Linked DNA regions of Homo sapiens: region 2 is linked to region 1. A link is an interaction called in ENCODE POLR2A ChIA-PET data of the cell type or tissue named here. Cell type or tissue: K562. All regions are shown on one strand. Each heading gives the region's core, and the rest is flanking DNA. Links, peaks and the distances in the headings are about the cores only. Region 1 overlaps OTUD5 (OTU deubiquitinase 5). Region 2 has its middle 16 kb from the start of WDR45.

Region 1 (7,937 bases), core at 1,760-5,759:
GTTTCTCCATGTTGGTCAGGCTGGTCTCGAACTCCCGACCTCAGGTGATCCACCCACCTTGGCCTCCCAAAGTGCTGGGATTACAGGTGTGAGCCACCATGCCCGGCCTACAGCATATCTTGGAATCCTCTAGCCCTTTGTCAGGTTCAGGATCTAGGCTCTTGCTAGTTACCCCCTCTTCACCACCTTTCCTAGATGAAACTCCTTGAGGTAGAGCCACATTCTCCACCCAGGCACTTGCTGGGTCTGAGTCTCTGGCTGCCTGAGGCAGTGTGGCTCCCTGGGCCAGGCCCTGCAAGGTCAACAGAAGCCATAAGGCATATGGGGCCACTGTTCTCAGGGCACCTAGGACCCTTTTGGAAGTAAGTCTTAGTTTCACTCAGCAACTAATTCCCTAAAAGAGTCTCCTACTTCACATGCATGGAGTGGTCAAACAGGGCTGAGAACTTTACCTTGGCCAGCGTCCTCTCTGTCAATGATCTAGGCCTCTCGGGAGCTTGAGGTCGGGGCCCTGGGGAGGGAGTACAGGTTTTCCCTGTTGCTGACCCCCACCTCTTCCCTCCAGCAGGAGCATTGGTTTGAAAAGGCCCTACGAGACAAGAAGGGCTTCATCATCAAGCAGATGAAGGAGGATGGCGCCTGTCTCTTCCGGGCTGTAGGTGAGTCTCTGCCTTAGTCCTTAAGGGCCTAGGGCTGCCCCTAAGCTGTGTCCCAGTTATCAGGAATAGCCCCTGAGACAGGGTTGAGGCAGAGCTAGCTAATCTTTTAGGGACTCTAGGCTCCAGCCTCAAGTTGGTATCTGACCTCTAGCCGTGGGTCTTGAGACATTGTAGTGGTGCAAGATTAATATGCATAATAACAGCAAGAAGAATGATAAAGAAAATAATATCCTTTGGGACACATTGTCAGGTGCTACAGGAAACCTCTTTGATTCCCCTCTAAGCTAGGTGAGTGTAGGGACTACTGTTGCTTCCATTTGTCAGATGAGAAAAGTGGCTCAGAGATGGTGGGTGACTTGTCTGGAGTGAAATAATAAGTGGTAGAGTTGGGATTCAGTGTCTGGGTTAGATTAGTCTGAGGCCCATGCTCTTAACCATAGCATACTGCTGCCACCCTGGGCTGTATGACCCCTAGGTTTATACCCAGATCCCATCTCTGGTGTGTTGCGGGTCTCTGTTCCTCAATCTGTGTGTATGGGGGCTATCAGACTAGATCTTTACAAATTTCTTATATCATAGAATTTTTTTTCAACTTATATAAAAGTAGAGAGAATGATGAACCCTCATGTACCCATCATCCAGCTTCAAAATAGTCAATACGTGGCCAGCCTTGTTTCATCACTATCCCGCCCACTCTTTCTCACTCCCCTGAAAGAAGAGTATTTTTAAAGCAAAACCCCGACATTGGATCATTTCATTCATAAATATTTCTGTATGTTTCTCTGACAGATACAGACTTACTCTCTTCTTTTTAACATAATCAAAATGCCATTACTGCACCTAACAGAATTAATAATGCCTTAATACCATCTGTTATCCAGTCTGAGTTAGATCTTTGAGGCCATTTTGGCTCTGAATCTGTGACCCAACAAGTAGTTGTGAGGTCCTGTGCTAGGGTGAAGGGGAAGCTGGGAATGTGACCTGATCCTCCCTGTGGTTCTCTGATATCTACCAAGGAAAAGTGCCCTCTGATAGGAGCTTTGAGCTGGGAGTCAGAAGACCTACCTTCTAGTTCTGGCCCTGACTCATAACTGCTGTGACACTTGGCCTTGGTCTTCCCGTCTGTGAAATGGTGTTGATTCTCAATGCCTCTTTGAGTTCCTTCTTGGTCTGCTATTCTCTCCGTCTGTGGGTACCCCCCATGTCTACTGGTGGGCTGGGGTGTTTTAGGCTCCATCCCTGGCTGCACAACTGATTCTTGGTATGACCTTAGGCAAGCAGCTCTTCTTTCCTGAGGCTGTTTCCTCATCTGTAAAATGGGGCTAAAAGACCCTAATGCTGTAACGATTTAATGAAGTTGCTTTGGTAAATCCCTTTAGTGCCTGACACATATAGTAGACCCTCATGGAACAGTAGCATTTGTAAAACCCAGATGCCATTTTCACTGGTGCCTCAGAGTCACATGTGTTTGTTGAAAGGGTGGAGTGAATGGTCTCCTCTCTATTCTGCCAAGCAGAAGAGGCTCAGGCAATGGGCTCTATTGGACTGGGAAAAAACTTATCCCTCCTACCCCTCTGGCTCAAGTTTGTGTTTTCCCTGGGATGTTTCCCAGAGGAAGAGCTGGGTTTCGGGGCATCTTGGACAAAAGAAAGGCAAAGAAAGAATAGGTGGGGGCCTGTTAGGTGCTAGGCCCTGTGTTGAGACCTCAGGCTAGATGTGGGGTAAGCAGGGCTTCTGGTGGAGTTAGGATTAGAGAATGCAGCGGGCATCTGAGTCTTGGGCAGTCATTGAGGGTAAGCCTTGGGACTGGCTAGTGAGGACCTGGCTTGTGTAGTAACTCATATCAAGAGCCGTGTGTGTGTGTGTGTGTGTGTGTGTGTGTGTGTGTGTATCTAGCTAGCTGTTCTCTGTGTGTGTGTGTGTGTGTGTGTGTGTGTGTGTGTGTATGTGTGTGTGTATCTAGCTAGCTGTTCTCCCCAAATACCCCCGACCCTTGGGGCTAGCTAGTGAGGACCTGGCTTGTTGTAGTAACTCGTATCAAGAGCAGTATTTGTGTGTGTGTGTGTGTCTATATGTATCTAGCTGTTCTCCCCAAATACTCCCGACCCTTCCTCCCACTGGGGCCTTCAGTAAGGGGCCTCTACTTACAGGAAGAGCTGACCAGGGCAGGTTGAAGGCCTTTCCTTATCGGCACTATGGCTACACATTTCCCCTGACTGGGCTGCCTTTGGCTTTTCTCTGTAAAACCTCAGAAGTCCTCTGGCCTCTCCCCCGAAGTACATGGCCCTTGGTCTCTAGACCTTATCTGGAGGTTTCCTTGGTGCAGAGTGCATAATACATGTGCCTGGGAAGGGGACTTTGTCCCTGGGCTTTTTGCTGCCCCCGTTTCCAGCCTCGCCTGGATGGGGACAGATGGCAGTCAGCTTAGACTGTAGTGTGAAGCCCTACAGGCTGACTTCCTGCCATGTGTTGAATAGTGGAAGGAACGTGGAGCAGAGAGTTGGAGTTGGGCGGGGGCTGCAAACATAGAGGGCACTGTTTCCTTGACCCCTGCTGTGTGCTAGGCATTCAGCTGGGTGCTTCAGGCTCACTGCAAAACTTGGATCATTATCCCATGAGACAGGTGAAAAGATTGAAGCATAGAAAGGGAAATGACATGCTCAGGGCCATTAGCCAGAGCTGGCCTGGGAACCCAGAGGTGTCCAAAGGACACGCATTCTTTTTTTTTTTTTTTTTTTTTTTTTTTTTTTTTTTTTTGAGATGGAGTCTCCCTCTGTCGCCCAGGCTGGAATGTGCAGTGGCGTGATCTCGGCTCACTGCAACCTCTGCCTCCCGGGTTCAAGTGATTCTTCTGCCTCAGCCTCCTGAGTAGCTAGGATTACAGGCGTGCACCACCACACCTGGTTAATTTTTGTGTTTTTAGCAGAGATGGGGTTTCACCATGTTGGTCAGGCTGGTCTCAAACTCCTGACTTTGTGATCCACCCGCTTTGGCCTCCCAAAGTGTTGGGATTATAGGCATGAGCCACCGCATCCGGCCAGGACACATTCTTTTTATGATCCTAGGATCCTTAGCTTCTTAGCTTGGTTGTCAACTGGCTGGATGACCTTGGCTGTGTTCCTTGACTTCTCTGGACCTTACCTCCTCCAAGTAGGAGCACGTGGCCCTCTGTTGTTGGGAGTCTTGAGGCAGGTGGCTTTCTGCCTTCTGTTCCCCTGGATTATCTTCCTATAGGGTCCTACCATTTGCTTTAGAGACTTCTGAGAATTGCCTACTCCCCAGGTAGCTGCCTGCCTGCCATTGGTTCCCCTGAGTTAAGCAATATCCATTGCTTGCGCTCAGTTCTCTCCCACCTCCTCTTATTGGGGATTCATGAGCATCATTGAAGGCTTGGGTGGAGTGGAGGTGGGAACCTGAGCCTCAGAGGTATCCTGTGGCCCACCCTGTCCCTGTTATGCTCAGATAACCTCCTCCTGGAAACATGACTCTGCATCTCTCCCTTGCTCCCTCCCTCCATGTGGCTTTGACTCAGCAGAAACCTCTAACCCTGACCAGGGTCCTGGTGCTAGCTTCTGTGGGCAGAGTGAAGGCCACATGGTTGTTTCTACATGGGCCATGGGGGAGTGGCAAGGGCTGTGCATGTTACCACGATGAGGCCCAGAAACATTAGCTAGGCCCACTCTTCTGGGCCTTTTGGTCTTGGAACATCAGCACTAGGAGGGATGGATCTGAGATCAATTTTGATTGTTTTATAAATGGGGAAACTGAGGCCTCAAGAGAAAGCCAAGACCCTACCCTATCTAGGTCATACAACCAGTGTCAGAACATTGGTATTTGAGGTTGAACCAGGCCACAGAAAGAAGATTCCCACGGGCCATTTCCTGTACACCAGCTTCCTTCAGCCTCTCCCGTGTATCCTTCAGGTTTCTCATCCTTGCAGTGGGAATCCTTGAGCAGAGGAGCACACATCTCAGGAACCAGACTATCCAGTGGGATGAGTTCTGTCTCTCCCACTGAGGGTATGCTAGTTGGGGTAGTTGGGGCTACAGACCAGGTCACACCACAGCTGCTTGACAGGCAAGTGAGACCTTTGTCCTGGCTCATCTCCTCAGGAGATTGGTTCTCAGTGGGGCCAGGGTTCCCACTGGACCAGGAGGGTAGTGGGGAGCAGACCAGGTCCCTGTCTCCCTCTGCAGCTGTGTGTACACACGTTAGTGTGGTTTGTTTTTAGGTTCCCTGTAGACACCTAGCTTCCTTTTTTGCCCTTAGCGGAACTTGCTGTGGCTCTTCTGGGAGGCAGGCAGCTACCTGGGGAGTAGGCAGTTCTCAGATGTCTCTAAAGCAAATGGTAGGACCCTATAGGAAGATAATCCAGGCTCTCATGTCTTGCTTCTTAACATAAATCTGGGTACATTATTGGTTACATTACATTAGTTACATAAGGACTTCCCCCGGGCAACAGAGGAGAGAGGTTGAGGCTAGTCTGTTAGAGCTCTTGGTTATTTCCCCTGCCCTCCACCTACCCTGCCAGAGGCCAGGAAGGAGGTTGGTGGGGTAGGGGGTCCCTCAGTTTATAGAGCCTCACATCTTCAGTCTTTCCTGAAGTGGCAAGGGCATCTACTCATTGAATGTGATAGTTCTCTGTTGTGGGATTTGTTGGGTGAGCATTTGGCCTCAGGGAGCATCTTTGGCAGTCTCTGCTGTATGTGTATACACATGTGCATTTCTATACTGGTGTCTCTGTGTGTCCAGAAAAAGGAAAGAAGTGGGGTGTGTATGGGGAGGGTAAGGTTCATATTGGCCTCTGTGGCCCTAGGGAGAGATGCAGCCCCTGATATCTATAATCTCTGCCCTCTCCCATGCCTTTCCTGGGTTCTAGCTGATTCCTGCTTGTGCTGGTGTGGAAACTGAGGCACACAAGATCAGGTCCTGCCCCAGGGAGTAAGGTGACTAAGATGGTGGCTGGATTGGGGTGAAGGTGGTAATATCAGCTGGGGCCAGCAGTTACCCTTTGAGAGCCTGGCCTCCCCTTCACTCCCCCTAAATCTGTGATCCCAGGCAAGCTTTGCCACATTTCTGTGTCTCCTGGGTAAAGTAAGAGTGTTTTGGTAAGGATAGAATGAGTTGGAGTGTGAAAAGTCTTTGGTGTGGGACCAATTGTAGTATTGTACTGAGGATTTCTGAGCCCTGTTTGAGATGGGAACAGAGGTAGAATGGTGGGGGACCCCCTTCCAGCTGGCCTCTGGGAGGGGAGAACAGGTGCAGATTGCCCACAAGTGCAGCGTCAGCAAGAGGAGGAGTTTCAGTTTCTATCAAAACAAGTTCTCTGAATTCCCCTACCTCTGCAGGTCATCCCCCCAACCTCAGACCCCTCCACAGGGAAGTCAAGCCTGGCCCCCAGCCCTGTGTGCCAGCCTTCTGGGAAGAGGAGGGCTTTCTGGAGGACAGAGGTGGAGCTAGGAAAGTCAGAAAAACGAATTCTTTTTTTTTTTTTTGAGACAGAGTTTCGCTCTTGTTGCCTAGGCTGTAGTGCAGTGGTGTGATCTTGGCTCATTGCAACCTCCACCTCCCGGGTTCAAGCGATTTTTCTGCCTCAGCCTCCCAAATAGCTGGGATTACAGGCATCCACCACCCTGCCTGGCTAATTTTTTGTATTTTTAGTAGAGATAGGGTTTCACCATGTTGGCTCGGCTGGTCTTGAACTCCTGACCTCAGGTGATCCACCTGCGTCGGCCTCCCAAATTGCTGGGATTACAGGCGTGAGCCACCACACCTGGCCAAAAATGAATTCTTGTTGAGTACTTCCTATGTGTTTAGCTCTGTGCTTAGATGCTTTTCCTGCCTTATATTATTGGAGAAATCCTTCTATTCTCCCTTGTTGGGGTAGTACTATTGCTGTTTTCCTTGGTTTGGAGATGTATATTTTCTTCCACGTTAATGATTCCAAACTTAGGGTATACCTTATAATCAGTGTGGTGTGTTTCCCCCCTCAAAAGCTGTGATTAGGTACATGTTATACCATATCACCTATCAGTGCCATCATAGGATTGAGGAGAGAAGGTGGTATTTTACATTTTACAGATAAGTAAAGAAGTGTCATAACTCGTCCATACTTTAGGACCCTGTTTTATGAAGCCTGTATTGTTAATTCGATATTAATTTAACTGCTGAAGTTTTGTTAGAACTAACGGCCTAGAGGTAGACTTGTGGACCTTTGGTTTCGCTAAAGGTAGAGAGCCAGGAGAGGACATGCATCCTAGGTCTGCATTTGGGGCTTTCCTCTGGCTGAGGAATTGCAACAGAAATGAGGAAGGGCTTCATAAGTGGTTATGGCAACATTCTGGCTGACTCGTGGGTAACTAGCATATGAAGGAATCATTGTCGTCATGACAAATTGTGTTCCTGTTTCTTGACCACCTACTGTGCCTTAGGTGCTTGGCAAACCTCCTGTGTAGTTTTGACAACACCCAGCAGATGGAAGAGGAGTTACTGTCTCCACCTTATGCATGAGGACATTTCAGCTTAGAGAGGTTAAAGGCCTTATCCATTGCTACACAGCTAGGAGGCAGCAGAGCCTTTCTGCCAGGCAAAGGGGTCAGTGGCAGAGAAATGGGACCCTCAGGGGGTTTTCCCCCAGATCCCTTCCCTGTTCCACAGTCTCCTCTCTTTCCCCATTTTCCTGCATCTGGCATCTAGCTCTTGAAGATAGAACTCCCAGGCCTGGAAATGACCGTTGACCTTTCCATAGGAGATGGGCTTTCTCCAGCACCTCAGCCTATCTCTCTGAGCCTGGCCAGCCAACCCCTATTTAACCCCTTCATTCTCATCTTTGTTCCTGTTTACTGCAGCTGCCAACAGCACTGCCTCCCAGTACCCCAAGCTCAGTCTACAGAAATAGCTCCCCAAGTAGCTCACTGTGCGGGCTCTGTGGTCCTGGCTTCTAAGAAAGGCAGCAGCAGGGGGCCCCCAGCCTGTGCGCAGGACATGTGACTTGCTGGAAATGCCGCTGGGGAGGGCGGGGGAGAGTGTGGCCGCAGAACCCACATCCTTGTTTACATTGGTGAAGGGGCTACCCCCCTTCCCGCCTTCACAACCTCCACACCCCCTTACCCTTCAGGTCTCTTCACCTCCAAGAGGACTGGAGACAAACATGGGCCCTATTTTCTATCTCAGAGTAGCCTTTCTCACAGAACACTCCAGGGTAGGAAGGGGAAGGCAGGGAAGGTGTTCTTCTGACAGTTCTTCAGAGAGGTAGACTGACAGGGAAGAACTCAGGAG
Region 2 (7,937 bases), core at 736-4,735, 160 kb before region 1:
TTTTTTTTTGTTTTTTTTTGTTTTTTTTTTTTTGAGACATAGTCTCGCTCTGTCGCCCAGGCTAGAGTGCAGTGGCGCGATCTCGACTCACTGCAAGCTCCACCTTCCGGGTTCACGCCATTCTCCTGCCTCAGCCTCCTGAGTAGCTGGGACTACAGGCGCCCGCCACCACGCCCGGTTAATTTTTTGTATTTTTAGTAGAGACAGGGTTTCACCGTGTTAGCCAGGATGGTCTCGATCTCCTGACCTCGTGATCCGCCTGCCTCAGCCTCCCAAAGTGCTGGGATTACAGGCATAAGCCACTACGCCCGCCCCAGAAACATTGTTCTTTCCTTTTCTCTTAGATTGTTATTTTATCCCTCTTTTCTCAGGAATGAGGAAAAAGGTTGCTATTTTAACTGTGAGTGTGTGGGAACTGGAGTACTGGGTAGCACTCTTCAAAGGTTCAGTTGAAGTCCGGGCAATTAGTCACCTCTGGATTTTTTTTTTTTGAAATGGAGTCTCACTCTGTTGCCATGCAGGAGTGCAGTGGTGTGATCTCGGCTCACTGCAACCTCTGCCTCCCGGGTTCAAGCGATTCTCCTGCCTCAGCTTCCCGAGTAGCTGGGACTACAGGCACGCACCACCACGCCCAGCTAATTTTTGTATTTTTAGTAGGGATGGGGTTTCACCATGTTGGCCAGGATGGTCTCAAACACCTGACCTCAGGTAATCCACCCACCTGGGCCTCCCAAAGTGCTGCGATTACTGGCATGAGCCACTGTGCCAGGCCCCTCCTCTGGATGTTTCTGAGAGTGGCTGGCTTTGTAACATGTATACTTCACTTTTGTATAATACTTTGTATATACTTCCGTTTCATATAATACTTTGTATATACTTCAGTTTCGCCACTCAGATGCCATAGGAAGTGAGGGGTGCATTGTTTTTGTTTGGGATTTTGTTCTAAAGATTACAGTATAACCAAACATACAATAAGCTATATTAACTCATTTTTTGGTGGGGGGGTAGAGACAGGGTATTTCTTTGTCACCCAGGCTGGAGTATAATGGTGAAGTCATGGCTCACTGCAGTCTGGACAGCCTGTGCTCAAGCCATCCTCCCACCTCAGCCCCCCAAGTAGCTTGGAGTACAGGTGCGCCACGCTACACCTGGCTAATTTTTTACTTTTTGTAGAGATGAGGTCTCACAATGTTGCCCTGCTGGTCTCAAATTTCTGCGTTCAGGCAATCCTCCTGCCTCAGACTCCCAAAGTGCTGGAATTACAGGCATGAGCCACTGCACCCAGCCTTTATTACCTTTTTTTTTTCTTTTTTTTTTTAAGATAGGTTCTCCTTCTGTTGTCCAGGCTGGAGTTTAGTGGCACGGTCTTGACTCACTGCAACCTCCGCCTCCCAGGTTCAAGCAATTCCCGCACCTTAGCCTCCCGAGTAGATGGGATTTACAGGTGCTCGCCACCACTCCTGGCTAATTTTTGTATTTTTAGTAGAGACCAGGTTTTGCCATGTTGGTCAGGCTGGTCTCAAACTCCTGACCTCAAGTGATCCGCCCACCTCAGCCTCCCAAAGTGCTGGGATTACAGGCATGAGCCTCCATGCCCTGCAGTATTATCTTTTTTAAAGAGAGAGTACTTGAGGCCAGGAGTTTGAGACCAGTCTGGGCAATGTGAGACACCGTCTCTACAAAAATTACAAAAAATTAGCCCAGTTTGGTGGTACACACTTGTGGTCCCAGCTACTCAGGAGGCTGATGTGGGAGGATCACTTAAGCCTTGCAATTAGAGGCCGCAGTGAGCCATGATCACACCACGGCACTCCAGCCTGGGCAACAGAGACCTCATCTCAAAAAATAAATAAATAGGCCGGGCACAGTGGCTCGTGCCTGTAATCCCAGCACTTTGGGAGGCCAAGGCAGGTGGATCACCTGAGGTCAGGAGTTCAAGACCGGCCTGACCAACATGGTGAAACCCCATCTCTACTAAAAATACAAAAAATAAGCCAGGTGTGGTGGCTAACGCCTGTAATCCCAACTACTCTGGAGGCCGAGACAGGAGAATCGCTTGAACCTGGGAGGCAGAGGTTGCAGTGAGCCGAGATTGCGCCATTGTACTCCAGCCTGGGCAACAGGAGCAAAATTCCATCTCAAAAAAAAAAATAATAATAATAATAATACAAAAATTAGCTGGGGGAGGCCAGGCGCGGTGGCTCATGCCTGTAATCCCAGCACTTTGGGAGGCCGAGGCGGGCAGATCACCTGAGGTCAGGAGTTCAAGACCATCCTAACCAACATTGTGAAACCCCATCTCTACTAAAAATACAAAAAATGAGCTGGGCATGGTGGCACGTGCCTGTAGTCCCAGCTACTCGGGAGGCTGAGACAGGAGAATCGCTTAAAACCAGGAGGTGAAGGCTACAGTGAGCCCAGATCACGCCACCACACTCCAGCCTGGCGACAGAGCGAGACTCTGTCTCAAAAAAAAAAAAAAACAATTAGCTGGGGCTAGTGGTGGGCGCCTGGGCGACAAAAGTGAAACTCCATCTCAAATAAATAACAGAAACACACCCTTTCTTATCTGTTGTGCATACTTAACTAAAAGAAACACACCCAAAAGTATTTACAAATAAAGAAGATGGGGGAGGAAAAGAAAATCTTTAGCTTATTAATAAAAGAATGGGTCTATTTGAAAAGTACAAATGCTAAAAAAAAAAAGTGCTTCAATGTATATAGCTTGCCTTTTAAGTCTGTAGCCATTTAAATTATAAGAATTTCATCATTTGCTGGCCAGGCGCAGTAACTCACACCTGTAATCCCAGCACATTGGGAGACCGAGGTGGGCGGATCACGAGGTCAAGAGATGGAGACCATCCTGGCCAACATGGTGGAACCCCATCTCTTATTAGCCGAGCATGGTGGTGTGCACCTGTAGTCCCAGCTACTTGAGAGGCTGAGGCAGGAGAATCGCTTGAACCCAGGAAGCGGAGGTTGTAGTGAGCCGATATTGTGCCACTGCACTCCAGCCTGGCGACAGAGCGAAACTCAGTCTCAAAAAATAAAAATAAAAAATGTCATCACTTGCCAAGCCTGGTGGCTCATGCCTGTAATCCCAGCACTTTGTGAGGCTGAGGCAGGAGGATTACTTGAGTCCAAAAGATTGAAGCTGCAGTGAGCTGTGATTGGGCCACTGCCCTCTAGCCTGGGCAACAGAGCAAGACCCTATTCAACAATAACAAAAAAAGGAATTAGGTGATGGGAAATGCCTACCATTTGAATCTATAAAGATAAGCAAGGCAGGGTGCAGTGGCTCACGCCTATAATGCCAACATTTTGGGAGGCTGAGACAGGAGGATCGCTTGAGCTCCAGAGTTCAAGACCAGCCTGGGCAACATAGTGAGATCTAGTCTCTACAAAAATAAACAAATTTAGCTGGGTGTGGTGGTGCGTGCCTGTAGTCTCAGCTACATGGGAGGCTGAGGTGGGAGGATTGAGTGAGCTCAGGAGGTTGAGACTGCAATGAGCCATGATTACGCCACTGCACTGCGGCCTAGGTGACAGCAAAACCTGTCTCAAAAAAGAGAGAGAGAGAGATAAGCAAGAGTTACTCATGATGCTTGGACTTGGGGGAAGATGCCAACTCTGGCACATGTCAGTTACTACATAAAAAGTCAAGTGCAATGTCAAATCCAGAGCATCAAGAGGAAAAAAAGTTCAGTTCCCAAGAGAACATGGATAGCTTAATAATGTAAAACTTGGCCGGGCAGGGTGGCTCATGCCTGTAATCCCAGCACTTTGGGAGGCCGAGGTGGGTGGATCACAAGGTCAGGAATTCAAGACCAGCCTGGCCAACTTATTGAAACCCTATCTCTACTAAAAAAAAAAATACAAAAACAATAGCCAGGCTTGGCAGCTGGCGCCTGTAATTCTAGCTACTCAGGAGGCTGAGGCAGAGAATTGCTTGAACCCGGGAGGCGGAGGTTGCAGTGAGCCCAGATCACGCCATTGCACTCTAGCCTGGGTGACAGCGAGATGCCGCCTCAAAAAAAAAAAAAAAAAAAAAAAAGGCCGGGCACGGTGGCTCACACCTGTAATCCCAGCACTTTTGGAGGCCAAGGTGGGCGGATCATGAGGTCAGGAGATCGAGACCATCCTGGCTAACATGGTGAAACCCCGTCTCTACTAAAAATACAAAAAATTAGCTGGGCGTGGTGGCGGGCGCCTGTAGTCCCAGCTACTCGGGAGGCTGAGGCAGGAGAATGGCGTGAACCTGGGAGGAAGAAGTTGCAGTGAGCCGAGATCGTGCCACTGCACTCCAGCCTGGACAACAGAGCAAGACTCCATCTCAAAAAAAAAAAATTAGCCGGATGTAGTGGTGTGAACCTATAGTCTCAGCTACTCAGGAGGCTCGCCCGCCTTGGCCTCCCAAAGTTCTGGGATTACAGGTGTGAGCCACCGTGCCCAGCCTGTATTTTCTGTAGAGATGGAATTTTGCCATGTTGCTCAGGCCAGTCTCGAACTCCTGGGCTCAAGCAATCCTCCCACCTTGTCCTCCCAAAGTGCTGGGATTACAGGTGTGAGGCACCATGCCCAGCCGCAACAGTAATTTTCACAAATTACTGAAGTCAAGTAGCCAATTTTGATTCATGAAAGTGATATCACTGTAATTCTTCTAAACTTTCACTGAAATGCATGCTCCCTTTGCAGAGGGAAAGCTGGGTTAAGAGATGTCCAGGATGGTCGGGCTCGGTGGCTCATGCCTATAATCCCAGCACTTTGGGAGGCCAAGGCAGGCAGATCACCTGAGGTCGGGAGTTTGAGACCAGCCTGACCAACATGGAGAAACTCCATCTCTACTAAAAATACAAAATTAGCCAGGCGTGGTGGTGCATGCCTGTAATCCCAGCTACTAGGGAGGCTGGGGCCAAGCTGGTCTTGCACACCTGACCTCAGGCGATCTGCCTGCCTCCACCTCCCAAAGTGCTGGGATTGCAGGCTTGAGCCACCGTGCCCAGCCCTATGAATTATTTCAAATGCGTTAGATCCACCTAATCAAAATTCTGTCATTCAACATATAATTTTGAGTGCCAACTATGTCTCAAGGTCAGTGTTCAGCCCTACAGTAAACAACATGGACAGAGCTGCTGCCTTCACAGAACCTCCATCTAAGGAGCAGGTGAATATACCACCAGGCCGTAATTGGTTGCTTAGCTCCAAAATAGCGAATTTAGGGTCAATTAAGATAATAATCTACTAACTGTAATGACATCTCTAGAGTATTGTGTCTTTTAAAGTACAGTTATAGCCTGGGCAACGTGGGGAAACCCCGTCTCTACAAAAAAAAAAATTTTTTTTCTTTGAGACAGTCTTATTTTTTCACCCAGGCTGGAGTGCAGTGGGGCGATCTCAGCTCACTGCAACCTCAAACTCCCGGGTTCAAGCAATTCTCATGTCTCAGCCTCCTAAATAGCTGGGATTACAGGCGTACACCACCACGCATGGCTAATTTTTGCAATTTTAGTAAAGACGGGATTTTGCCATGTTGGCCAGGCTGGTCTCGAACTCCTGGCCTCAAGTGATCTGCCTGCCTTGGCCTCCCATAGTGCTGGGATTACAGGTGTGAGCCACCGCACCTGACCCCTCCTGTCTCTCTTAACACACATTGCCTCCTTATAGAGGTTCAGGCACCATGCTGAGCCTGGGAGGTAATACAAAAATGAATGAGTGGACCTTGTGGGTTCCATGCTAGTTAAAGACACCCTATGAGACCAGCCTGGCCAACATGGTGAAACCTTGTGTCTACTAAAAATACAGAAAATAGCCAGGCATGGTGGTGTGTGCCTGTAATTCCAGCTACTGGGGATGCTGAGGCAGGAGAATCGCTTGAACCCAGGAGGTGGAGGTTGCAGTGAGCTGAGATCACACCACTGCACTCCAGCTTGGGCGATAGAGTGAGACTCCATCTCAGAAAAAAAAGACACCCCGGGCCAGGCAAGGTGGGTCACACCTGTAATCCCAGCACTTTGGGGAACAAGGTGGGAGAATCACTTGAGTCCGGCAGTTTGAGACCAGCCTGGCCAACATAATGAGACCGCATCTTCACAAAAAATATGTTTTAAAAAGCTGGGCATGGTGAAGTGTGCCTGTAGTCCCAGCTACTTGGGAGGCTGAAGTGGGAGTATTGCCTGAGCCCAGGAGTTCGAGGCTGCAGGCTGCAGTGAACTATGATCACACCACTGCACTCCAGTGTGGGTGACAGAGGGAGACCCTGACTCATTAAAAAAAAAAAAAAAAAAGAAGGCTGATTGTGGTGGCTCACGCTTGTAATCCTAGCACTCTGGAAGACTGAGACAGGAAGATTACTTGAGCCCAGTGGTTCAAGATTAGCCTGGGCTGGCCGGGCTCAGCGGCTCAAGCCTGTAATCCCAGGGAAGAGAATTGCTTGAACCCAGGAGGTGGAGGTTGCAGTGAGCTGAGGTCGTGCCATTGCACTCCAGCCTGGGTGACAAGAGCAAAGTTCCGTCTCAAAAAAAATATAGCCTGGGCAACATAGTGAGACCTCAAGACCCCATCTCTATTAAAAGAAAACAAAGTATCCAGCTTAAAAACATAATACTGGCCAGGCACAGTGGCTCACACCTGTAATCCCAGCACTTTGGGAGGCCGAGGTCAGATCGAGACCATCCTGGCCAACATGGTGAAACCCCGTCTCTAATACAAAAATTAGCCAGGCATGGTGGTGGGCACCTGTAATCCCAGCTACTTGGGAGGCTGAGGCAGGAGAATGGCTTGAACCCAGGAGGCGGAGGTTGCAGTGAGCCGAGATGGCGCCACTGCACTCCAGCCTGGGTGACAGAGACTCCCTCTAAAAAACAAAACAAAAAAACCATAATACTAAGTGAAAAGAAACAGAATGAGGAAACACAGACCTGCGTGAGTTAGGATTGCAGTTCCCAAACTGTGTTGAGGCACCTCAGAGTGCCATAGTGAATTCTCAGGGACGCTGTAAGATGCTTTAAATTGTTTGAGGGAAATATATGGGTACTCAACATGTCAGATACCTCATAAACTATTCAAGGGAGTTCAAAGTTTCAAAGTTACATTGAACTACTTTTCTTTCAATGACATCTTTTTGCAAAGCTGGGTTTACAGCAGTTTCTGTGATAAAAAGCAAACACCTGACAAAAATCAGCATGGATAAAGTGATTTAGGTGATATCAGACAATCTGATTAAGGTTTGGGAAGGTGTGCAGAGTCTAACAAACATGCATCCATTAATAAGCAATTGTAGTTATTTAACAATTTTTTTTTCTATCTATGTGTTGTCGATTTTCTAAACTGCTACTATTTTTTTAGGACATAAATAGGTATTATATTTTGGTCCAAGCAGGTGGTGGGGGCAGGGCAAGTTAAAAAAAAAATTGGTCCAAGAAACAGAAGTGTTAGGTATTTGTTTTGAAAAAAAATAACATATGCATACACTCATGAAACCATCACCATAATCAAGATAGTGGACATATCATCATCTCCAAGTTTCCTCATGCCCCTTTGTAATTCCCTTCCTAACTGCCCCACCTCATCCCCAAGCAACCACGGATCTGCTTTGTTACTATAGCATACAAAATATAACAAAGTATACAAAATATAACAAAGTGTACAAAATATACTTTGTTATATTTTGCCTTTTTTTTTTTTTTTTTTTTTTTGAGATGGAGTGTTGCTCTGTTGCCCAGGCTGGAGTGCAATGGCGTGGTCTCGCTCACTGCAACCTCCGCCTCCCGGGTTCAAGCGATTCTCCTGCCTCAGCCTCCCGAGTAGCTGGGACTACAGGCAAGTGCCACCACGCCTGGCTAATTTTTTGTAGAGACGGGGTTTCACCGTGTTAGCCAGGATGGTCTCGATCTACTGACCTCGTGATCCACCCGCCTCAGCCTCCCAAAGTGCTGGGA

What was found. Peaks named below come from ENCODE experiments on the same cell type or tissue, not always from the same donor. Only the 100,000 strongest peaks of a DNase experiment are listed, where the experiment ranks them.
Region 2: POLR2A ChIA-PET joins it to region 1 with 5 read pairs; 9 of 35 experiments call an interaction of 5 or more read pairs at or near these places.

What each region holds. Positions count from the first base shown.
Region 1 is chrX:48,936,912-48,944,848 of GRCh38, reverse strand. OTUD5 (OTU deubiquitinase 5) reads left to right here. Exons shown (of 9, transcript NM_001136157.2): 2 at 566-659. Among named protein-coding and RNA genes, the nearest start is that of OTUD5, 17 kb to the left of the region's middle. RefSeq lists cis regulatory regions at 2,605-3,141, 2,280-3,480, 3,895-4,395, 3,570-4,720 and enhancers at 4,285-4,544, 5,675-5,724, 5,735-6,234, 7,116-7,889. In K562, for the core only: no CTCF peak of the experiment used is centred there; DNase peaks (open chromatin) are centred at 2,878 and 4,118; H3K4me3 peaks cover 184 bases.
Region 2 is chrX:49,091,877-49,099,813 of GRCh38, reverse strand. It overlaps a transcript of WDR45 not described here. Among named protein-coding and RNA genes, the nearest start is that of WDR45, 16 kb to the right of the region's middle. In K562, for the core only: no CTCF peak of the experiment used is centred there; no DNase peak of the experiment used is centred there; H3K4me3 peaks cover 123 bases.